Linked DNA regions of Mus musculus: region 1 is linked to region 2. Evidence: chromatin contacts called from ENCODE Hi-C or POLR2A ChIA-PET data. All regions are on one chromosome and are shown on one strand. Each heading gives the region's core, a stretch centred on a gene start or an enhancer-like site at or near the end of the contact. The rest is flanking DNA. Distances are from core to core; before and after follow the strand shown. Region 1 overlaps LOC108168726. Region 2 holds the start of Dclre1c (DNA cross-link repair 1C).

Region 1 (5,244 bases), core at 2,615-5,114, 230 kb after region 2:
TCCCCTTATATAATATCTGTTTCTCAGAGATGCATTGCTCAGTGCTATCCACTGCTGCTCCCTTTCAGCAAGGGGAACATGGAGCGGGGCTTGCAGGTAGATAACTGATTACTCTTACCTCCAGCCAGCTCTTCTTATGCCCCTTCCTCTTTGCTGGTCTTTCTCCCAGTATACTTAGCCACCACATGATCATCAACATCTTGAAACTAGAGCAGCTGGGAGCACATCAGTGTGGTGTAGTCTTCTCACAAGACCCTCTCTTGTGGGAACATATATGCTCCTCAGAGTAGAAAGGAGACCACGAGAGGAGAAACTCTTAAGGAAGAAAGGGAAAGAGAGGGTAATTGAGTCCATGCCATGTTAACCTGGAAGCGGAGAGTGTCTTCGAGAAGAAAGAAACAAGCCAGAGAAAGGCAGAGAGCCTAAGGCGAAAGGCAACAGAGGGCAGGGACAAAGGAGAACAAAGAGAACAAAGCATAATGAGCCACGTGTATGGAGATGCCGCAATGAAACACATAGGCTGGCTTAAAAATTAATAAATAAATACATCCCCTTGTTGAAGGATGGAGGGCACATGATGCCCCTCCACAACACTTAGCAAGGTGGGTAGACTCTTACTTAGGTTTCCTATCATTGCCCATATGCTGACCATGCTTTTGTGAATCCCCATTCCCCTGCTTCTGTAAGCAATTCCAACTAAACTCACTGGTTCACCAAGCTTGCCTGGAACAGAGTCTTTTGCTGGTGCCTTATTTCTGAAGCACAACCACATATCACCTCCTCCTCCTCAGTGTTTGGCTCCTAGCTTTTTGAACAGCAAAGGGTGGGCTGTCAGGCACACAGCCATTACTACAGTGGGATTTTAAATTTCAAAATTACCCAGAGAATGAAAACCTATGGAAGCTATTTTTAATATCAGCACATAGGCAAAGAAGGGTGGGTGGAATGGAGGGTGAGTAGGGGAGACACTGTTGGAGGTAATTCTGTCACGTGGCCATACCTTTCTTTACCCCAGCACAGGAATACCAAAATTCACGGACAAACACACCAAAGGCTCCATTAGGCTGTGTGCTTCCTGAGAGCAGTGGACTGTGTCTTAGTTAGGGTTTCATCGCTATGAAGGAACACCATGACCATGAAAACTCTTACAAAAGAAAACATTTAACTGGGGCTCTGCTTAGAGTTTCAGAGGAATATTCCATTGTCACCATGGCAGGAAGTATGGCAACATTGATGCAGACATGGAGCTTGAGGAGCCGAGGGTTTTACATCTTCATCTGCAGGCTGCAGAAGGGGACCATGTGCCACAGTAGGGCAAGTAGCACAAACATATGAGGACTCAAAGCCTGCTCCCACAGTGACGCACTTTCTCCAACAAGGCCACACCTACTTCAACAAGGCCACACCTCCTAATACTGCCACTCCCCGTGGGCCAAGTACCACACACACACATACACATACACACACACACACACACACACGGACACGGACACGGACACGGACACGGACACAAGAGTCTGTGGGAGTCAAAGCCATTCAAACCACTGCAGACTGCATCGGTTCAAAGATGAAGCCAGAGCCAAGGGAGATTGAGCTCAGTGAGCAAAGTGTTTGCTGTGCAAGCTTGAGGACCTGAGTTTGAATGCCCACACCTACACCAACGGCCAGCATGCCAGCAAGTGTCAGTTGGAAGCTGAGCCAAGCATATCTCATGGGCTGGTTGGTCATCCAGCCCAGCTGAAATGGCCAGTTCTAAGTTCTCTGCAAGACTCCATCTCAAAAAAATGAAGTAGACAAGTTGTCAATGCAGACCTACTGATGTCAACCTCTAGCTTGCACTGCCCCCCCCCAATCCCTCACAACATGGGCAAGCACACTCACTTCACACAAATACGCCCCTCACATGCTTGCATGCACATAACTTTTAAAAAGAAGGGAAAAATGAAGTCAGATTCTCCGTGGGAAGGTGAAATTTCAAAGATGCATCACATCTATTAGACAGAGTACTCAGTGTGAAAATAAAGGGAAGGATGTAAGATCGGGCTTACAAATGCACTGGGAAGAGAAAGACTGAGACTCTGGTTTTGTGAATAATCACAGCATGTCAGTGGAGGCTTTGTGAGTGGAAATACTCCACACTTATGCTCTTCTGTGCTGTAGTCAAGACTGTGTTGTTTAATAGACAGCAGGACAGAGCTACCTTACTAATAGTGACAAGAAGGGGGCCCAATGCCAAACAGAACCATTTGTCAGCACAAAGGTGCATCCTGAAGCTTGGCAGCCTGGTAAGCCCATAACTGGAAACAGCCGAAAACAGGGACAAACCTGCATATGTCTTGTTTTCTGAGAACAACCCCACTTCTCAGAAACTTCTATGCTCGAGGCCCTCTCTGACTATAATAATCAGGGTGGAGAAACAGAGCCACTAGGCTATAGATTAAGAGATGTTTGACGAGGGACTGGCTAATATAGCCTGCGCTCTGTCACTGTGAACTTCAGCCCCAGGAAAGCTGGTAGTATAACTCTAAGTCTGAAGGCCTGAGACCAAAGGAGCCACTGGTGTCAAATCGTAACCCAAGGTCAATGGAAGAGTTTTCACACTGCCTCAGTTCTTCTCGCCTCGATGTCGAAACACCTCATCTAAAAATGTTCATGGAAGAACTGTTGCCTCTGGCTGGGTTTCAGAGGGTCTGGTTTGTGACTGATTGGCCCCACACACTCGAGCAGAACCTCATCCTGGTAGAATTATGTGGCAGAGGACCTTCTGTCAGGGTGAAGAAGAAGAGAAGGAGGAAGAGGAGGAAAAGGAGGAAAAGGAGGAAGGAGGGAGGAAGGGGGAGGAGGATGAATAGGAGAGAAGAGGGGGAGGAATAGGAGCAAAGAAGGAGAAGGAGGAAGAGCAGAAGGAGGAGAGAAGCATTGACTAAGATGTAATCCTTTCTACAGACTGTGCCTCACTTCCTCCAACCCATCCCTACCGTCTAAAGTTTTCATAACTTCCCCAAATATCACCGCCAGCTGGGGACCAAGTGTTTAAGACAAGTACCCGTGTAAGCCATATTCAAATCTCAACACCCAACCCGAGCAAACAAGCTTCTCCTCTGGCTTCATTCCGACTCTCTATAGCATAGATGATTTTTCCCACTTCACAGGTAGACGGCTTTACTGAGAGCCCTCCTTCCTAATACTCACCTTCTGGAAACATCCTGACATAAATACCTAAAATTAGCCTGTGCGCCTTGGGCCTGGTCAAGTTCACCCATAGAATGAACACTTTCCCCAGGGTAGGTTCCTTTCCTATTAGCCTGTCCATGGAACGTGTTCCTTCCTCTGAGTCCTCTATGCTCATCTTACATTTTATTTTAGAAAGCAACTCTTTGGGTTTATGTATGTATTTGTTTTATGTGCATATGTGTGTGCCTGCATGCATATACGTGCACTCCCTGTGTGTTAGACCCTGAAGAGGTCAGAAGGTGTTAGATCCTTTTGAAATGGGGTTACAGGTGTTTGTGAGTAGTCGTGTGGGGGCTGGGAACTGATCCCAGGGCCATGAGTAATAAGTGTTCTAAACCAGTGAGTCATTCGTCACCCCTCTTTCCCAGTACCCGGGGGCATAGTGGGGTAGAGGTCTGGGGGTGGGGGTGGGGGTGAGAAATAGGAGAGAGACAGAGACAGAGGCAGAGAGGGAATTTTACTTATCGAATTAAACTTGTATCCAGATCTCAACTACTTCTGGTCAGTGTTGCAAAGATTCCCAGGGTCAGCCGTGTAACTTAGAGCTACCAAGCAACTGTGGAGTTTAGCGAGTACACCCTCTTTTTGCCAAGGGTCCCCTGGGGCTGATTGGGATCCAGCAAATTTTCAGAATTGGCAGGGTGACACAGTTTAGGCAAGTTTTCACTTCCTGTGGTTTGTAGGTTACTTAAGTGTGAAGTAACAAACCTCAAACGGTTAAAATTCTCCAACCGAAAATGGTCACAGTGAGCACAAGGAGACAAAGCTCTGTGGTGTTTGTAGCCTGGGAGGAAGTGAGACCAAGGCTTGGCGAGCAGAACCTGGTTTTTCCATACATGAAGCTAGCCCTGGGGGAGGGCCATCTGGGCAGCGGTTAGAGTCAGGCCTTCTGCCTGGGTAAAGATAGCAAGGCATGTTTGTTCACACAAATAAAATGTCAGGTTCTCTTTTTGCCTCCTCTTCCCTCCCTCTATTCCCCTCCCATTTCCCCCTCCTACCTCCCCCTCTGCCTCTGCCTCCGCCTCCGCCTCCCCTCCCCCTCTCCTCCCTCTGTGTGTGTGTGTGTGCATGTATATTTACATGCGTGTGTGGTATATGTGGAGTCTGGAGGATGGCAGGGAGTGCCTTCCTCAGTGACTCTCCTACTTACACAGTGAGGCAGGGGCTTTTGATTGAAGCCACCAGAGCTTGCCTGGTCTAGCTAGACAGCTGGCTCCATGGTTCCCTTGTCTCTGCCTCCCTAGTACATAAGTAGGCCACCAGGCTAGGCTTTCTGTTTACATGTATGCTCTGGGCCTGACCTCTTGTCCTTTACATATGTGTAGCCAACACTTTACCTACTGAGTCTCTCCTCATGCCCATGGAGCCGCCTCCCCAGCGGAGCTTTTCTGCGTTCCTTGTAGAACAGTCTAAAGTGAGCCCTCCACTAAAATAAGCTATCTGAAACACACATGCCCTTTGATGGCACAAATGATTCATGTGTCGCCCACCCAGAGTCTCCCCAGGCTCTGGCCAGAGAGTAGATAATTACTCACACACCAAGGTGAGGGGAAAGACAGGTAAAGTGGCAGAGGTGACTCCAGCTATTTGGGAGGCTGAGGAAATAGGAACTCATAGTCAAAAGCTACATAGGCTACAGGGTGAGTTCAAGGGCAGCTGGGCAACTTAGTGAGGCTGGAGAGCCGAGTTTTAAATAGAGTTAAAGGGGGGGAGGAGGTTATAGCTTAGTAGCAGCCCAGCTGCTTAGCTAGTGCTCTTGGGTGTGCAAGGCTCCCGCTTTAATCCCCAGGACTAGGAGGGAGGGTTAGGCGAACCTTTTACAAGAGGTTTTACTGGGATTAGTGGTGAGTTTCTAGGGAAATCTGCCTGCTCCCCACTCCTTCATCCATAAGACTCTTAGGTTTGCATGGATTGTGACGTCACTGCACACCAGCACTGTGTTCTCCCTGGGCTTCTCTATGCCACCTTCATTTGTTACAAGCAAGGGGAGAGGGAGAAAGAGAGGGAGGG
Region 2 (5,597 bases), core at 470-2,969:
TGAGAAATTCTGTCGACGACCAGACTCAGTGCAGAATGTATTGTCCTGTAGAGACAACCCATCCACAGCAATTGTCCTCCGGTAGTCTAGGAAAGACCATCTTATACAAAACCAAGGCTTTACCGGTACTACTGTGTGGAATGTATAAGTTGGTGTGTATATCCAGAACACTTCCCTCTACTTCCCTGCTTCCTCCTTATGAATATCTGAATGTGAATAGAACCAGGTATTATGACTGCAAGAGTAACCAGATGTTCTCTGACCCTGGCATTCCGACCCCTCTGCTCAGAGCTTACTCCTGGCATCATCCCATGATCACTTCTGCCTCTGTGAAAATATTCTTGTCATATTCTTCATTTTTGTGGCTTTTCAAATGTGCTGAACTCGGATGGCACATCAGAGTTAGCCATGTAACCACTGTGGATCGAGAAACCTCATCTTAAAGGGAAAAAGAGAGTTTATTCTGGGGCCATTTTTAATAACCTTGGGGCTGGAACAGAGATTTGGGTCATCCTAAATTCCATGTTCCAACAAGGAAAGAGTTTCACAGTTTTATAGAAGAAAGTCTTAAGTCAGGTCATATTTAGTGTACATCGGAGAGCAAAGATGAGAAAGCTTTTCTATAGGCCCGAGATGCTATCTGATGACGTTCTTAATTTTTGGGTTAGGTGAAAATAGTGGTCTGCTAAACTAGGAGATTCCAAAAGGTTTTCATCTGTTACTCACAAGATGTTAATTCCAACAGAGATAAACAAGGGATGGCTATTCCCAAGGGCTAGAACTAGCTCAAGATACGATAATTCGCTTCTGGATCTGCAACATTCTAATCTCCCCACAGTACTAAAACCAGTCGCTCAGTTTTTGCAGACACTGCTTCTTTTCAGTTTTCCTGTTTACCTCCACAAGGCTTGCCAAAGTGTTCTGCATAGCAGGGTTTGGAGGTTCCAGTTGATCAACAGTGCTGAGTATCTGAGGAGAACTTGCTAGGAAGGAGAAAATAAATGCCACTGACAAAGTCTTTGGTGGATCTTAGTATGATTACTACACACTTTCCCACCCTGCCCCCCATCCTCTCCCTCTGTCTCTTTATATATCCTTCTGACTTCCTCAAAGTACAACTTAAATGATTACTGGAGGCCAGCAGATCAATGGAATCTTTACTCCCCCCACCCCTGCTCTAAGAATCTATGTCTGAATTGTAGCCTTCAAAATATAGTTAGCTTATATAATACAGAAGAGGGAGCAACTACCAATGGAATCTACTAACCAAGAGTCAGAGGCAATGACTCATCCAATCCTCGTGGTTACCCTATAAAATACAAATTGGGATAAGATTTTTAAAAAAGTGAAAAGAACTCGATCTTCACTAGATCTGAGGAAATGCAAGGCAATATGGTTAAGAAAAGGGAAGCTCTCTGGCCTCCATTCTCAGTTGTGTTTCGTTTCCTGCCTTGGTTCCTCCACAGATGCGGGCAGATCTGCATTGCGCAACAAACACTTCGGTGTCTTTTCTTGCTTTCTGGCAGGAACGTGACTTTCCATGACCAGCCAGTGCTACCCACAAACTACGCACAGCTGTTTCTCCGTGCCCAGCTGGTGCAGTTATTTAAACCAAGGGACTTGGGAGGCTGGATCAGGATTGGATGCCCATTGGCTCCGCCCCTACCTCAAGGGTCCTTTGATTGGATGTGGCTGAGCTCTGCCGGCCTATGGGTAGGCGGTGCGCAGGTTCCCGGAAGTGGCGCCCAGGGTCAGTGTGTGCTTCTGTTTCCGAGGTGGGCTTTGGGTCTAGTGTTCCCGGGTGCGATGAGCTCCTTCCAGGGACAGATGGCGGAGTATCCAACCATCTCCATTGACCGCTTCGACAGGGAGAACCTGAAAGCCCGTGCCTACTTCCTTTCGCACTGTCACAAGGGTGAGTGAGCTCCTCTCGTTACCTATTTCAGGGGCGCTATGGTCTGAAGAGGCAATGGCAGAGGTCGGCACCTGGTGAGGGGAGGACAGGCTGGGACTCCGCGAGGCACTGGGAAGCACTCCTAATGCCAGTTGGCGCTTAACCTCTGGCTTTATTGAGCTCCTGGTCTGTACCACCTCTGTAACCCCAGCTCCTAACCCCAGCTCCGGTTGCAATCAGACCTGGACGCTGTGGTAAGGCAGAGCTGTTAGAAGTGCTGGTTGCTGTCCCAGCGGAGGGTATGTTTGGTAAGGCTTAATTAATTAGCTCATGCCCAAACTTCCCTAATTCTCGTTTATCTCGAGTAAGGAAAACACGTTTCAGAACGTCTACACCCAAAGACATTAGGTAAGAGCGAAATGCCCCTCTCTCACACAGGCACGTGTTTCAGAAGTTCTACATCCCGGAGATATTTGGCAAGAGCCCAAGATCGATCTGTACATCTATCTCTGTCTCTCTGTCTCTCCTCCTCCCTCTCCCTCCCTCCCTCGCTCCCTTTAACCCCCCCCCCCCCACACACACACAAATGTTTCTCACACTATACTCTTGGGTGTGTGTGTGTGTGTGTGTGTGTGTGTACAACCAGTCGATAAGCTTGGCCAAGTGTCCCCCATTTTTCTTCTTTATTATTTACTTATTTTAGGTTGTGGGGCAGAGCTTCACGTATCCTAGGTGGAGTCATATCAGCCCACCCAGGTTCTCATACTCGCACTTGATCTTCCTGCGTATGTCCCCTGACCCAGGTGGGACTTGAATAGCTTTCATCAGCTCAGGGTCTAACCCTTTTTAGTGGTTCCTGTTCCCTACTCTGAAAGGTTCGTCATGTGCAGAAGAGCCAAAGGCCTGTGGGAATCTATTTGCTCAGAATGGTGAGCCTTAGGTAGTTTCTCACAGTAGGAAGCTTACAAAGACAACCCAGCTGTTGCAGGGAAGAGAAATCCTCTAAAAAACCAAATCAAACAAAACATGGTTATGATTTCTAATTCTTTTCCTTGTAGATCACATGAAAGGATTAAGGGCTCCTTCCTTGAAAAGAAGGCTGGAATGCAGGTAATTGGCTTTGTTACTTATTTGTATTTAAGTAGATATCTTAACTGAGAGATAACACCTAGGCAGAACAGGACATACACCCTAGCAGGGTAGCCTGTATAAACTTTATGAGCTTATATAAACATTATGTGGCTTCCACACAGATAAGAAGTTGAACACTACCATGTCCCAGACCCCTGTCTAGTCTTACCTGCTTCTTCTCCAAGAAGTATTTCCTATTTTGAGTTTTTGTCACAATGAGCTAACTTTGGATATTCTTGAATTTTAATATAAACAGGTGGCTTAATATGGTGGTCTAATCACAACATGGAGGAATCAGGAGGATTTGTGAGTTCAAGGCCAGCTTGAGTTACATAGTGAGAACTTGTCTTAAACAAATGAAAATAAATAAACAGGATCATATACTGGATAGATTAAGACATCTTCAATATTTTTCAAAGGTTTATTTATTTTTTTATTTTACATGTATGCTTGTTTACCTGTGTGTAGCTGTCCTATGAGTGCTAGGAATTAAACCTTGGCCTTCTGGAAGAGCAGCCATCTTAACTACTTGAGCTATTTCTCCAGCCCTGTCTAGCTCTTACTATTGTATTTCTGTGATCCGTCTGTGTTGCTAGCTGATGTACCTTTGTTTTTTTTGTTTGTTTGTTTGGTTTGGTTTGGTTTGGTTTGGTTTGGTTTTTTGAGACAGGGTTTCTCTGTATAGCCCTGGCTGTCCTGGAGCTCACTTTGTAGACCAGGCTGGCCTCGAACTCAGAAATCCACCTGCCTCTGCCTCCCGAGTGCTGAGATTAAAGGCGTGCACCACCACACCCGGCTGTACCTTTGTTTTTGTAAGAGTATGTTTATGTGTGTAAATGGTGGTTCTGCTAGCAAGAATGCTAGGCCGGAGAGGTGGCTCAGTGGTGAGCGATGGCTGCTGCGATGGGCCAGACATGATAGAGGTTGAGAATGTAGTAGTTCACTGTCGGACAGAGTTTTGAGTCAAGGGTCAGTCAAAGAGGGTCACTCCAGAGTGTAATCAGGCTCTGATACAACAGGGAGGAGCAGCCTTGATGAACAGAACGTCAAACAACCTCACCGGAAGCACGTTACGGATTACTACACAAAAGTTCCTCCAACCAAAGCCCCTAATCTAATGTAGATGTTTTGTGAAGGAGATCATCCTGCCCTTCGGCTTTTACCCTTAGGGTGCACTATTTGCAGTATTCAATAATGCAAGACACTCCAGGCATGCAAAGGATGGAAACTTCCTTCAGAATAATAACTATAGATAACAGAAAACAATCACTGTTTTCTACAGTGATTTCTTCTAGGTCAAAGTACTTCTAGGAAACAAGTCTTCATTCTGATGCCCACCCTGGGTATAGGAAAAAACAACTATTTCATTCTAATGTTTACCCTAGATAGAATGATCCTACGAGAATTCTACTGCTGTCTACTTGGAGCTGGTGTCCTCATTAGAACTGCTTGGTAACTTTTAAAATACCTGTTCTTATTACTTCTAATTTACAGATGAGGAAACAAAGAAGCCAGGCAGGTTAAATTAGTTGCCCAGTGTCACAGAAGCAGGGTGTGGCGAGACCAGGGTTTTAACCAGGTCTGAGCCTATGCATCCACTCTATTGCTGTGTGACACATTACCTTGTAACAGAGTGTTTTCAAATGATACCCAGCCTCCAGTTTCTCTGGGGAATTATGACAGTGCATAGTGGGAATTTCTTGTTTCTGCCTGCCTAGCATCAGGCAAGACTGAAATTATCTGAAGATAATTCTGTAACCTGGGAAGACACACATAACAGCAACAAGGCCTAGAATAGCCGGTTTCTTGAGCTTGTCTGTCTCTGAAAGGTTTCTTTAACCTGGGACGGTTGGTTTTGTTAATAGAGAATTTAGGTTTTAAAACTGTTCGTCCTGGGACAGACATGGAGGAATGTGCTTTCAGTGAAAGTCCTCACGAGAAAGATGCACTGACACATCTCTGTGCATTAGGAGCCAGCCTGGTCTACATAGCAAGTTCCAAGTTAGGGTGACATAGTGAGTCAGCATTGAAATAAACAAACATACAAGCTAAACCCCAAGAGAGTCAGGAGGCAGGCAAATTCCCCTAAGCAAGCTTTAAGACTCTTGCAATTCGCTGGGATGGCAGTGGCTCATGCCTTTAATCCCAACAGTCAGAAGGCAGAGATATAGGTAGTTTGAGACCAGCCTAGTCTACAGGGCGCGTTCTAGGATAGAGTGCCATACAGAGAAACTCTGTGGTGAAGAAATCCTACAGCTGCTGGGTGTGCTAGCGCATGCCTTTCATCCCAGCATGTGGGAGGCAGAAGCAGGTAGATCTTTATGAGTTAGAGGCCAGCCTGGTCTACAGAGTAACAGCCAGGGCTACACTGTCTCAAACCCAAAAAAAAAAAAAAAAAAAAAAAAAAATCCTGAACTTACAGAGATCTACCCAGTTCACATGAGGGGATATAAGTCCTCTCTTCCTGTTCCTGGGGGAATGTGTGGGTGTATCAGACTTGCTATATAGCTCTGGCTCAATCAAACTTGCCTCAAACGTGTAGCATGCATGTGCTTACCACACAGTTTTTTAC

What was found. Hi-C counts contacts between places; a loop is a spot of excess contacts on that map. ChIA-PET counts read pairs that join two places held with the same protein, here RNA polymerase II (POLR2A).
Region 1: a loop to region 2 is called in a map of v-Abl transformed pro-B cells, with 2.7 times the contacts of the local background. The contact joins the enhancer-like site here to the promoter of Dclre1c in region 2. A Hi-C loop is called at or near these places in 1 of 37 maps with a recorded cell type or tissue (v-Abl transformed pro-B cells). POLR2A ChIA-PET finds 5 or more read pairs at or near these places in 1 of 5 experiments (embryonic stem cell).

The regions. Positions count from the first base shown.
Region 1 is chr2:3,654,032-3,659,275 of GRCm38, forward strand. The region is part of intron 2 of LOC108168726; the gene reads left to right. Among named protein-coding and RNA genes, the nearest start is that of Fam107b, 57 kb to the right of the region's middle. Within about 2 kb of position 3,865, at least 1 of the 3 ENCODE cell types and tissues checked has a DNase peak (open chromatin) inside an H3K27ac peak, as active enhancers do.
Region 2 is chr2:3,422,412-3,428,008 of GRCm38, forward strand. Dclre1c (DNA cross-link repair 1C) reads left to right here and starts at 1,720. Exons shown (of 14, transcript NM_146114.3): 1 at 1,720-1,915; 2 at 2,953-3,004. The coding sequence starts at 1,807. It also overlaps a transcript of Meig1 not described here.